Regions from separate parts of the Homo sapiens genome. Here region 1 is linked to region 2. A link is a contact called in ENCODE Hi-C data. All regions are on one chromosome and are shown on one strand. Each heading gives the region's core, a stretch centred on a gene start or an enhancer-like site at or near the end of the contact. The rest is flanking DNA. Distances are from core to core; before and after follow the strand shown.

What was found. Hi-C counts contacts between places; a loop is a spot of excess contacts on that map. Pooled maps may share reads with other maps.
Region 1: a map with no recorded cell type shows a loop between it and region 2 (2.3-fold over the local background). The contact joins two enhancer-like sites. A Hi-C loop is called at or near these places in 2 of 37 single-sample maps with no recorded cell type and 2 of 50 pooled maps.

What each region holds. Positions count from the first base shown.
Region 1 is chr13:95,474,553-95,480,099 of GRCh38, forward strand. CLDN10-AS1 (CLDN10 antisense RNA 1) reads right to left here. Exons shown (of 4, transcript NR_046533.1): 4 at 4,892-5,410. It also overlaps a transcript of CLDN10 not described here. Among named protein-coding and RNA genes, the nearest start is that of CLDN10-AS1, 57 kb to the right of the region's middle. RefSeq lists an enhancer at 4,056-4,415. Within about 2 kb of position 4,124, at least 3 of the 41 ENCODE cell types and tissues checked have a DNase peak (open chromatin) inside an H3K27ac peak, as active enhancers do.
Region 2 is chr13:94,639,121-94,644,967 of GRCh38, forward strand. No RefSeq gene overlaps it. Among named protein-coding and RNA genes, the nearest start is that of GPR180, 40 kb to the left of the region's middle. Within about 2 kb of position 2,476, at least 4 of the 41 ENCODE cell types and tissues checked have a DNase peak (open chromatin) inside an H3K27ac peak, as active enhancers do.

The sequences.
Region 1 (5,547 bases), core at 2,874-5,373, 840 kb after region 2:
CTCAGTCAGGGAAGATAAGAACAGGTTAGCCACGGCTTCTAGCAGGGAAGAGAGTAAGAGAACAAATCCAAGAAGAAGCTGTGTATTCAGAAACAGCAGGGAGGCCTGCAAGGGCAATGGCCCTGTCTCAGTGAAACTGGGGAGGAAACCCATATGTAGAAACGGATGGGGAGAAGAGAATGGAAAAGGCAAGTAGAGATTGATAAGTGCTCCAAGGAGGAGAGAGACCTGGTAAGATCTGCCTTTTGGGAAGCTCATTCCAGGGGGTAGGGTGGAGGAAGATGGGGGTGGGGCAGGCGTGGAGCCAGGCTGGAGGAGGCTGTTCTGTGCTGCAGGTGCCAGAGGGAGGCTTGAGCCCAGAAGAGGCGGTGGGTGGAGGGCCTGAGCCTAATGGGATCTCAGGGATCTGCCAGTATACGTCTCACATCTTGGTGGAGAGGAGGGTTCAAAACTTGCAGGTCTCTTGTGTTTTGGCTTCACAGACAGAGTGAATTGGCTCCTCTCTGCTAAGGAGTCAAGGACACACATGCTGGTGCCACACAGAGGAGGAAACCTATAAGCCAGGAAGTAGGAGCACACACCCAGTGCTGTCCCACAACTCGGATCAGAGGATCAGACGGCAGCAGCTCCCTGCCAGGGATTAAGAGCCCACCCCTGCCCCCTGCTGCCTGCTCCCTTGCACTCTACATATTTGTAGGGATGGGGTCAGGGGACATCCCTGTGATTATGGAAGCTCCCTGGTTGGGAGAAATAACCTTGGTTCAAAAGGGGAGCACCTGGTCCCCAGAGACTGTAACCAGCCCGGCCTCCTGGGGACCTGGGCAGATCTGCTGAGCCTGATCTCCGCTAAGTTCAAGAGAGGGGAGATGAGGCTCTGCAACCACCATCAGATGCCCCAGCCAATTCTCGGAGACAGAGAGAGCCAGGAGTTTTGCCAGCCCACCTCAGCTGTGCTGACTGAGCACTGGCCACCAGTGGGCTTCTCTGCTGCTCCCCAAGGGAGGGAAGTGGCCAGCAGGGTTTGAAAGAGTTTCAGTGCTGTTTGCCCCAATGGCCTCTGGGCCCCTGGTGAGGGTGACTGGCTTGGAGCTCCAGGAAGGTGGCAAGGGCTCCATTCCCACCTCATCCTCCAGCTGCCTTTCTCTGGGTGGCGTCTCAGTGAAGCCAGCCTGGGGTCTATCCTCATGTGCTCTCATGATCCCAAGCCCACCTGCATGGGTCGAGGGTCCCTGCATCTCTCTCTCTCTCTCTGTCTCTCTCTGTCCCTCTCTCTCCCTCTTTCCCTCTCTCTCTCTCTCTCCCTCACCCTCTCTCCCTGTCGGGACTTGAGCACCATGGCTCTGCTGTGATGAGCACCATGGCTCTGCTGTGATGTGACTTATGATTGATGCTGCCCCTGAGCGTGCTGGGTGGTCTTCTATGCTTGTCACAAATCTCTGCCATCTAATTCCACCCCCATCGCCCAGATTGCTTCCTTCCGTGTGCCACTCCCCTTCTGGGCACTTGTGGTGATAGGACATATGAGGGGAGGAGCTGGTTTGGGAGGCGCAAAGGCATGATAAACTCGATTTTGAATGTGTCAAATATGACTTACAGGCAGGTTGACAGGATAGAGATGGATTGTCGGCATTTGGTTAGACGTGTGTGGAGCTCAAGAGGGGAGCCTGAGCTGGTGTCTTAGTCTGTTCAGGCTGCTATAACAAAATGCCTTAGATCGGGTAACTCATAGACAACAGAAATGTATTTCCCACGGTTCTGGAGGGTGGGAAGTAAGTCCAAGGTCAAGGTGCTGATGGATTTGGTGTCCGGTGAGGGCTGCTTTCTGATTCACAGGTGAGTCTTCTCTCTGTGTCCTCACGTGGTGGCAGAAGTGAGGCAGCTCTCCGGAGCCTTCTGTATAAGGGCACTAATCCCATTAATGGGGGCTCCACCCTCAAGATCTAATCACCTCCCGAAGGCCCCACCTCCCAACGCCATCACCTTGGGCATTTGGATTTCAACGTGTGAATTTTGGAGGGACACAGATATTCAGACCATAGCAGCTGTGGGTGAAGATTCAAAGACTCAGAAACAGATGGGACCTCCCAGGCAGTGTGTGAAGGGCAAGGCTGGAACCCTGAACACCAGTGACAAGTAGGAGATGGAGAGAGAAAGGAGGATGCTACCATGTGGATGAAAAGGGGCTTTAACACATATTGCTCAGGTGGCCTCACTATGAAATAACAGGACAGATGAAGTCACTGAGTCTCGGGGGCACCTTCACAATCTCTCACAGCTGTTAGTGGCAGAGCCAGGTCTCCAAGTTCAGAATTTTTCTCCCTACATTTGTTCACTTATTCATTCAACAGTCACTGATTGTGCTCTTTTCTGTGTGTGTACAGGGTCTTGTGTTCATACCATGAGCAGCATAGCAGGGACCCAAGCAAGACTGGGAGGAGAGGCGGGATGCAGACAAGTTGGGAACCAGCCACGCCTCTCCTCCTAGCAGGGGAGTTGCTCTAATAGGTTTTAATTTTATTCAGCTTTGGTGAGGCCAATAGATCAGATGATGACTCTCACTGAAGAGAGAGTTTCTTACTCTCAGATCTAAGAGAAGTGGGCACGCCACGCCATGCAGGGACACCCGGGGCAGCACGAGGGCTGGTCAAGAGGCAGAGGGAGAAGAGAACGTGGCCAGAGCCCTTATTATGGTTTCCACAGGAAAGAGTGGGCAAGGCAGGGTTAGCTAGCTCAGGACTGGCTAGTTTAAATCATTTCAGCAGGCTCTGGGGCATACAGGCTGTTCCTATTTGTCAGATACCTGGTCCTGGGTGATTAGGGCAGGGGGATAGTGGCCTGGAGTGTGAGAGCCAGATAAGGGAATTGGTTGGGATGCGAGCTCTGGGTTGGTTTTCATTTGAAAAGCATATCACCCGGAGGACTCCTTCCAGGGGGAGGGGGACAGTGAGGGAGACATATTATTGGGTTGCACAGAGCAAGGTGTGTCCTGCAGATGCACGCGGGGCAGATGTTAAAGCATCAGGTTTACAGAAAGGAGAAACATGGTTAATACAGAAGCAGAAAAGGAATGCAAAACAGAGAACAACTGCAAAGGTGCACATGCGGAAACACAGGTTGATGTCCTGCCAACCCTACTGTGGATGGTCTGTGGACCAGCAGCACCTGGGACTTAGAGAGGCAGCGTCTCAACCCCTCACCCCAGACTGAACGAATCTGAATCTGCAACACCCTCAGGTAACCCATATGTATCTTAAGCCATGATAAGTACTGGCATCAGCTGCAGACAGGCCCGTGGACAGATGGAGGAGGAGGAGGAAAACGTGTGGTTCGTTAGGGAGGCTTCTTGGAGGAGTCCTCTAACAATGAAAGCCAGCTTTCATGTGAAAAGAAATGAGATCTTTTGCCTAAAACAGTGGTTCTCAAAATTGGCTGCAAATTGGAATCACCTGTTGTGTTTTAAAAAGCTCTGGAGGCCAGGCACAGTGGCTCATGCCTATAATTCCAGCACTTTGGGAGGCTGAGGCTGGCAGATCACTTGAGTCAGAAGTTCAAGACCAGCCTGGCCAACATGGCAAAACACCATATCAACTAAAATAGAAAAAAAAAATAGCTGGACATGGTGGTGCATGCCTGTAGTCCCAGCTACTTGGGAGGCTGAGGCATGAGAATCGCTTGAGCCCAGGGAGCTGAGGTTGCAGTGAGCCAAGATCGCACCACTGCACTCCAGCCTGGACAACAGAGTGAGACTCTGTCTCAAAAATAAATAAGCAAGTAAATAAATAAATATAAAAAGCACTGATCCCTGCTTCCAAACACTGGAGATTCAGATTTAATTGAGATAAGGCCAGGATGTAGAGCGTTTACAGAACTCCCCAGGTGATTTAAACATACAGCCATGTTAGAGAACCACTGGCCTTTGCCATACGGAAGATATAATGTGCTGTACCAGGACCAGAGAACAGAGAAACAGAGGAATCAGATGGTTTGAGAGCAAGACCAGGAGTGTGCAGGTCTGCCCGGTGGGTGGGGTGAACAGGGAGGGTGCGCCTAGGATCCTTCTCCCCTCCCATCCCCATTTGGCTTCCTGGGCCACGTTCCTCAGCGCTTCGTTGGTTCTTACCCGGATGCTTGTATTCTGCTTCCCCCTAGTGGTGACTTGCAGTATGGCACAGCTGTCGCTGGCGGTTTCATTAAGGTTCCGCGTTCATCACTAACTTGTGACAGTGAGTTACAGCCTGTGGTCTCGACAGGTGGGATCATCCTAAGAATCATGTCCTGTGAGCATCTTCGCCATGTGACTTCAGGAGTTGCTCCCTCACAAGGAGCCTCAGGGAGTTATAGGTCACTGGCCAAGCACTGCCCTGGCACAGGGCTGCAACTGCAGCCTAAGTGGCTTCCTGTGCGTAAGGTTTAAGGAACTTTCATTTTATTAGCCAGTGGTTAAGTGCCTGTGAGAGCAATCATCAGCAGGTGCAGTGGTAGAAGATAACAAGCTTCCTAATAAATAGTGGCCACCGGCCGGGTGCAGTGGCTCATGCCTGTAATCCCAGCACTTTGGGAGGCCGAGGCAGGCAGATCACGAGGTCAGGAGTTCAAGAACAGCCTGGTCAACATGGTGAAACCGTATCTCTACTAAAAATATAAAAATTAGCCGGGTGTGGTGGCGGGTGCCTGTAATCCCAACTACTTGGGAGGCTGAGGCAGGGAAAATTGCTTGAACCTGGGAGGCAGAGGTTGCAGTGACCTGAGATCACACCACTGCACTCCAGTCTGGGTGACAGAGCAAGACTCCATCTCGGGGGGAAAAAAAGTGGCCACCACTTAAATCTTTGTAGCAAGAATGGGTTTTACTTAATTATCACATTTCATTCCAATGACAAGCCTGAAGGTATTAGGATTGTCAAATATTTTTATTGCAAATATGCATTACTAAGGCTATTTTTTAAAAAATACTTCGCTATATAAAGTCATATTCTTCTCTGAGATGGACATTTAGCAAAAATAAAGTCACAGACTTAACATTATAGTCATGAATAAATGTTTTAAAATTATGAGGGAGAAAGAACATTAACTAGAGAAAATGTTGCTACATCACTTTCAAAATAAGCACATATTTTAAACAGACATGGTTTGCAGAAGAGGATTCTCATCTTACAGATAAGAAAACAAACCTGGAGACCTTAAGGAACTTGATCAAGGTCACATAGCCAGTGACAGATGCAGGGTTTGAACCCACATTGGCTGGACAGCACTGTCTGTATGTACAGCTCCTCCCACATCCCCTGCAAGAGTCCAGGGGTTCTCACCTGCTCAAGGGTTTGCAACAGAGACTTCACTTGAATCCCTGATTGAGTCTCTGGTTCCTCCAAGCTCCCCTAGTTCCTCTTTGTATTAGTCCATCTTCACACTGCTAATAAAGACATACCCAAGACTGGGGAATTTATAAAGGAAGGAGGTTTAATGGACTCACAGTTCCACATGGCTAGGGAGGCCTCACAATCATGGTGGAAGGTGAAGGAGGAACGTCACATCCTACATGGTGGCAGG
Region 2 (5,847 bases), core at 1,226-3,725:
ATGGCATTGAATCTATAAATTACCTTGGGCAGTATGGCCATTTTCCCAATATTGATTCTTCCTATCCATGAACATGGAATATTCTTCCATTTGTTTGTGTCCTCTTTTATTTTGTTCAGCAGTGGTTTGTAGTTCTCCTTGAAGAGGTCCTTCACATCCCTTGTAAGTTGGATTCCTAGGTATTTTATTCTCTTTGAAGCAATTGTGAATGGGAGTTCACTCATGATTTTTTTAAATAAAATAAAAAATGAATGTTGTTTAATGCCTTTTCATCATCCAAGAATATGATGATATAATTATTCTCTTTTGTTCTATCAACATGGTGAGCAGCAGTAATAGATTTCCTGATGTAGAACCATCATTCAATACATTTTGGAAAGTTTTATCATCCCAAACTGATGAGATTTTTTTAAAAAAACGGCCAGACACGCTGGCTCTCACCTGTAATCCCAGCACTTTGGGAGGCCGAGGCGGGTGGATCACTTGATGTCAGGGGTTCAAAACCAGCCTGGCCAACATGGTGAAACCCCGTCTCTACTAAAAATACAAAAATTAGCTGGGCATGGTGGCATGTGGCTGTAATTCCAGTTACTGGGGAGGCTGAGGCAGGAAAATCACTCGAACCCAGGAGGCAGAGGTTGCAGTGAGCCGTGATCATGCCACTGCACTCCTGCCTGGGCGGCAGAGCAAGACTCCGTTTCAAAAAAAAAAAAAAAATCCGGATACTTAATATGGTATAATCTCTAGCAGTATGAAGAATGAGAACATTCAGATTCACTCTCGAGTCATATCTGTTTGCTTTGAAAAGTCTATTTAAAATCAGCTCTTTTTTTTTTGTTTTTTTTTTTTTTTTTGAGACAGTCTTGCTCCGTTGCCCAGGCTGGAGTGCAGCGGCACAATCTCAGCTCACTGCAACTTCTGCCTCCCGGTTTCAAGCAATTCTCCTGCTTCAGCCTCCCGAGTAGCTGGGATTATAGGCTCCCGCCACCACGCCCTGCTAATTTTTGTAGTTTTAGTAGAGACGGGGTTTCACCATGTTGGCCAGGCTGGTCTCAAATTCTCGACCTCAAGTGATCCACCCACCTCAGCCTCCCGAAGTGCTGGGATTACAGGCGTGAGCCACCACACCTGGCAAGTTGTACTGTTTGAATTTTTGCTTTATACATCACTTATATTTCAGATTTATTGCCACTAGGTGCTGTAAAATATGGCTGGTTAGGTATAAAAGATGTTGAAACCTTTCACAATTAGAAGGTATTATGATATACTGGAAAAGAGCATGGCCTTTGTGGCAAGACAGACCTGAATTCAAATCTTGGCTGTGCCATTTTTCAACAATTTTCTTATTTGTAATCTGTTTCAGAGCAAACAGTCATTCTTTTAGTACAGGAAAAGGTCCTACAAGATAGAGTGAGAAGTGGCCAGATCTGAGAGATGAGTTCTGATATTAGGAGCTCATGGAATTGTTGTAAAGATTATGTATGGTGCTTGTTCCCACTCAGTGCAATGCTCATTGTTTATAGACCTGAAGGTTTTGTGTAAAATTTTCAGCGAGCCTGATGTTCTTCCTAATCTGTCTGTTCGTGGAGATAATATTTAAATGTGCATGAGATGAAATGTTTGTTTTAAATAATCATACATATGTGGTTAGAACAGAAAGTTAGGTGTGTTTGGGATATGTTCAAGATTCTAATTCACACATGACTGCATTCCAACTTACTCCCACACAAAATAAACTTTTAAATCTCTTGCCTAGCCTGTGAGCCTTATAGATCTTTCAGAAGATTAGTTTTTAAGACTTACTCAGAAGTCAATGTTTGTAAAAGGCTTTTTTTTTTTTTTTTTTTTTTTTTGGCGAGGGGGCCAGGGTAAGTAAGAGACAGATTGTTTCAGTGCAAAGTGGTTTCTTTCTGGGTACACCACAGATTGATCTAACTTATGTTCCTCGTCAAATTAGTAGACTATGTTTTATTTCATTTTGTAAAGACAGCAGCTTTTGTGGAAATAAATGATACCTGGTAGTTGTTAAATTTTAATATTTCCAAACTAACAAGGCTTTTAAATCCCTGTGAATTCTATCTTTGATTGTTCTTCAAAGAATGTAGAGTGGTTCATAGAGTTAACCTGAGAATTCAAGATGGAAAACATTCCTGGCAGAGGAAGGTTGGGTTTTAAACACATAGCAAAAATTACAGATTATGGCTTCTATCTAGATTTTAAGGTCATAGGTCTTTCACCTTTTAAAATATGAATTCCCTTCTAGAGAGCAACATTTCCTGCCAGCTCTTCAGCTTCCAGGAACCCCTCTCTCAGATCCAGCCACTCCTCACTCTATCCAGTGAGAACTCTTCAGTGTGCTAAAAGAATCACTGTTTGCTCCAAACCAGATGTTTCCCTCCAGGGCTCTGCTTTAAGTCGGTAAGGCAATATTTCCTGCCCTTTGTCTTCTCCGTATTTTTCATACTTCTCCTCTTTATCATAATGTTGTTTTAGTTTTTCTGATTCTTGATGATACACCACTGTCAGCTCAAGCTTATGCTGAATTTCAACAGCTGTGACATGTCTAAACTGCATTATCTCGAAAACATTGGCTCTAGTGAAAACTAGAAAGGAGCCAAATTAATAAAACAAAACATTTCAAAGGGTTCCTATGGATACATCCTGAAACTAGGAAGTACATACTGAGTTGAGTTGACTCACTCAGCCTGTAATAGCCTCTTCTACACTGCTGCAGCATTTGTGTACACACTGTATAATACATGCTTCAGGAGAATTGGAGCATCTGATGATTGCAATCACATCACTAAAGGTGCACCTTGTTGCCTATGAAATCCATTCTTAAATGGGTTATTGTGTTTGAAGTGATTTATTACAATCTTTAGAGATAAAATATAAATACCATACTAGGGGTGTGGAAACCAAGGTACAAAATGATATGTTTTATGTAGAGGAGTAATCAGAAAATAATGAGTATGCATTCTAATAAGGGTAAAGTCACTAGAGCAGATTGAAAAGACTTCCTTTTATTGCAAGTTGAACCTGTGCAAAGCTGGACTCAGGCAGTAATAACATGATGCTACGTTCCTTTGCCTCTGGTTTTATGAGATCTTTATGCGTCCAGTGTGACTTTCTTCTTTATATATTCATGTTTTAGTTTTAATATATCTGCCTTGAGTTTGATTTTTTTTTTTTAGGGAGCTTCTGGGCAGGAATGTAAACACTACTGTACAGCCTCTGGGTTATAAGTGGTGGGGGCGGAGGTGGTGGCGGAGGAGGAGTCAGAAAAGGAGGAATAGATTCTGAAGTGAAGATCAGCTTATTTTTTATTTGAAAAGGAAATGCTTTTTATCTCCTTATATATAATGACTTTTTTCTGGGTTATTTGCGTATGCTTGGCCTTTTCTGTTAGTTCTTCATCTTTTTCTTTACACTTGCTAAGAACTGTGCCTACAATGCATATTGAAAATATTTTTCCTGCTTTGTGATTTGCTTTTCAGTTTTTTATATGATTGTTTTGGCATACAGAAATTTAAAGCTTTCATATAATCAAGTATGTGAATATTTTCCTCTGGGGTTCCTGCGTTTGGTTTTCTTCAGTACCCAAGATTCCATCTTCACTGGCATCTGTATACACTAATGCCATGGCTTCAATTGTTACAATCAATCTTTAATCTACTTGGAATTTATTTTTATATAAAACAATAGTTCTTATCCAGGCTATGCATTAGAATCACATGAGAAAAAAAATATTCATGCCTAGATTCCATCCCAGACTAATTTGTCGAGAATCTCTGAGGGTGGGGTGTGGTCACTGTATTGTTTCTGAATTTCTGCAAGTGACTTGAGATGTACAACCAGACTCAAGAACCGCTGTGTAAAGGGTCAGGTAGGGATCCAACATTTTCTTTTTCCAAATTGTTCCAATCCACCCTGCAAAGACATTTTTGAAGAATGCTGATGTACAAATTGCCATGATAAAATAAATGTTAAGTTAAAAAAAAATGAAAACTTCATATATGCCAATACTCTCCAATTCCAACTTTGTGCTACTATATATAGTATTATATAAGAACTGAAAAAATGCAACCAAATCTTGATGATTATCTCAGGGTGGTGGAATTTAGATTTTCTTATTTATCCTTTTCTTCATTTTCCAAATACTCTACAAAGATCATGTTTTACTCTTTGTAATAAGAAAAATTGTAAAAGAATTTTAATATTTAAAAATCAAAGATTATCATCTATTTATTTATTTATTTATTTTGAGATGGAGTTTTGCTCTTGTTGCCCAAGCTGGAGTGCAATGGTGGAATCTCAGCTCACTACAACCTCCGCCTCCCAGGTTCAAGTGATTCTCCTGCCTCAGCCTCCCAAGTAGCTGGTATTATTACACGCATGCACCACCACACCTGGCTAACTTTTTATTTTTAATAGAGACAGGGTTTCACCATGTTGGTCAGGCTGGCCCTGAACTCCTGACCTCAGGTGATCTGCCCACCTCAGCCTCCCAAAGTACTGGGATTACAGGTGTGAGCCACCGCGCCTGGCCTATTTTTATTTTTTTATTTTTTCTTTTCTAGTCATTTTTTTACAAGTGCATAGAAGAGTACTTTGACAGCCCTAGCATCTTCCCTAAGTGCTAGAGTGCAGCAAGGGGATGTGAAACATTTTATCCTAAACATTTGACTATTTTGATCAGATCAGAGTGGCAATTCTTAAAATCTTAGACCTGGGCTGGGTGCAGTGGCTCATGCCTGTAATCCCAGTACTTTGGGAGGCTGAGGCGGGCAGATTACGAGGTTAGGAGTTCGAGACCAGCCTGGCCAATATGGTGGAACTCCATCTCTACTAAAAATAGAAAAATTAGCCAGGAGTGGTGGCGTGCGCCTGTAGTCCCAGCTACTCGGGAGGCTGAGGCAGAAGAATCTCTTGAACCCAGGAGGCAGAGGTTGCAGTGAGCCAAGATCACACCACTGCAGTCTAGCCTGGATGGCAGAGTGAGACTCTGTCTCAAAAAAAAAAAAAGAAAAAAAATCTTAGATCTGAAAAGGAGTCTTAGAGGTTCTATTAAAATAATCCCCTTATTTTACTGACCAGGAATCTAAAGCCTCCAGGGATAAAAATTTGCTGAAAACACGTGGTCACATAGAAGCAGAACCAAGACCAGAACAGGCAAAACTGATCTATGGTGATAGAAATAAGAGCAGTGAGAGCTGATTGGAAGGGGACACAAGAGAACTTTCTGGGGTGCTAGAAATATTCTTATTTTGACTGAATATTGGTTACATGGATATATACACTTATCAAAATTCACCAAAATGTACACTTAAGATGCATACATTTTACTCTATGTAAATTTTACCTAAAAATATTTTTAAAGATGCCATTGTAATCACAGCTATGAAGGGAGCTAACAAAGTTGTTCCACATAAGATGGGGACATAACTAACTAGGCACGAGGCATAGAAGCAAAATTCATATTGGACTTAAAATCCAATGACTAAGTTATAGAGTAGATTTTACTCTACAAGACCTGAATATGTTAAATGGAAGCATTACATGGAAGAACTGGAAATGTATTATTTTGTTTTACTTAGTCTAGCTAGGCTAAACCCAGTGGAATGTTAGATTAAATTGGATTTTAATATTTTGAGAGGACTATTGAAGAGAGTAGAAGAAAATTAGCTAAAACAATGTAAAGTAGATCCTATGAGGAAATGTAAAACGACAGATAGTTACAAGGATTAAAGAAAAGGCTGAGGGGACTTCTTAAAAACAAAAATGTAAATGAGGCTGGGCGAGGTGGCGCACACCTGCAGTCCCAGTACTTTGGAAGGCTGGGGTGGG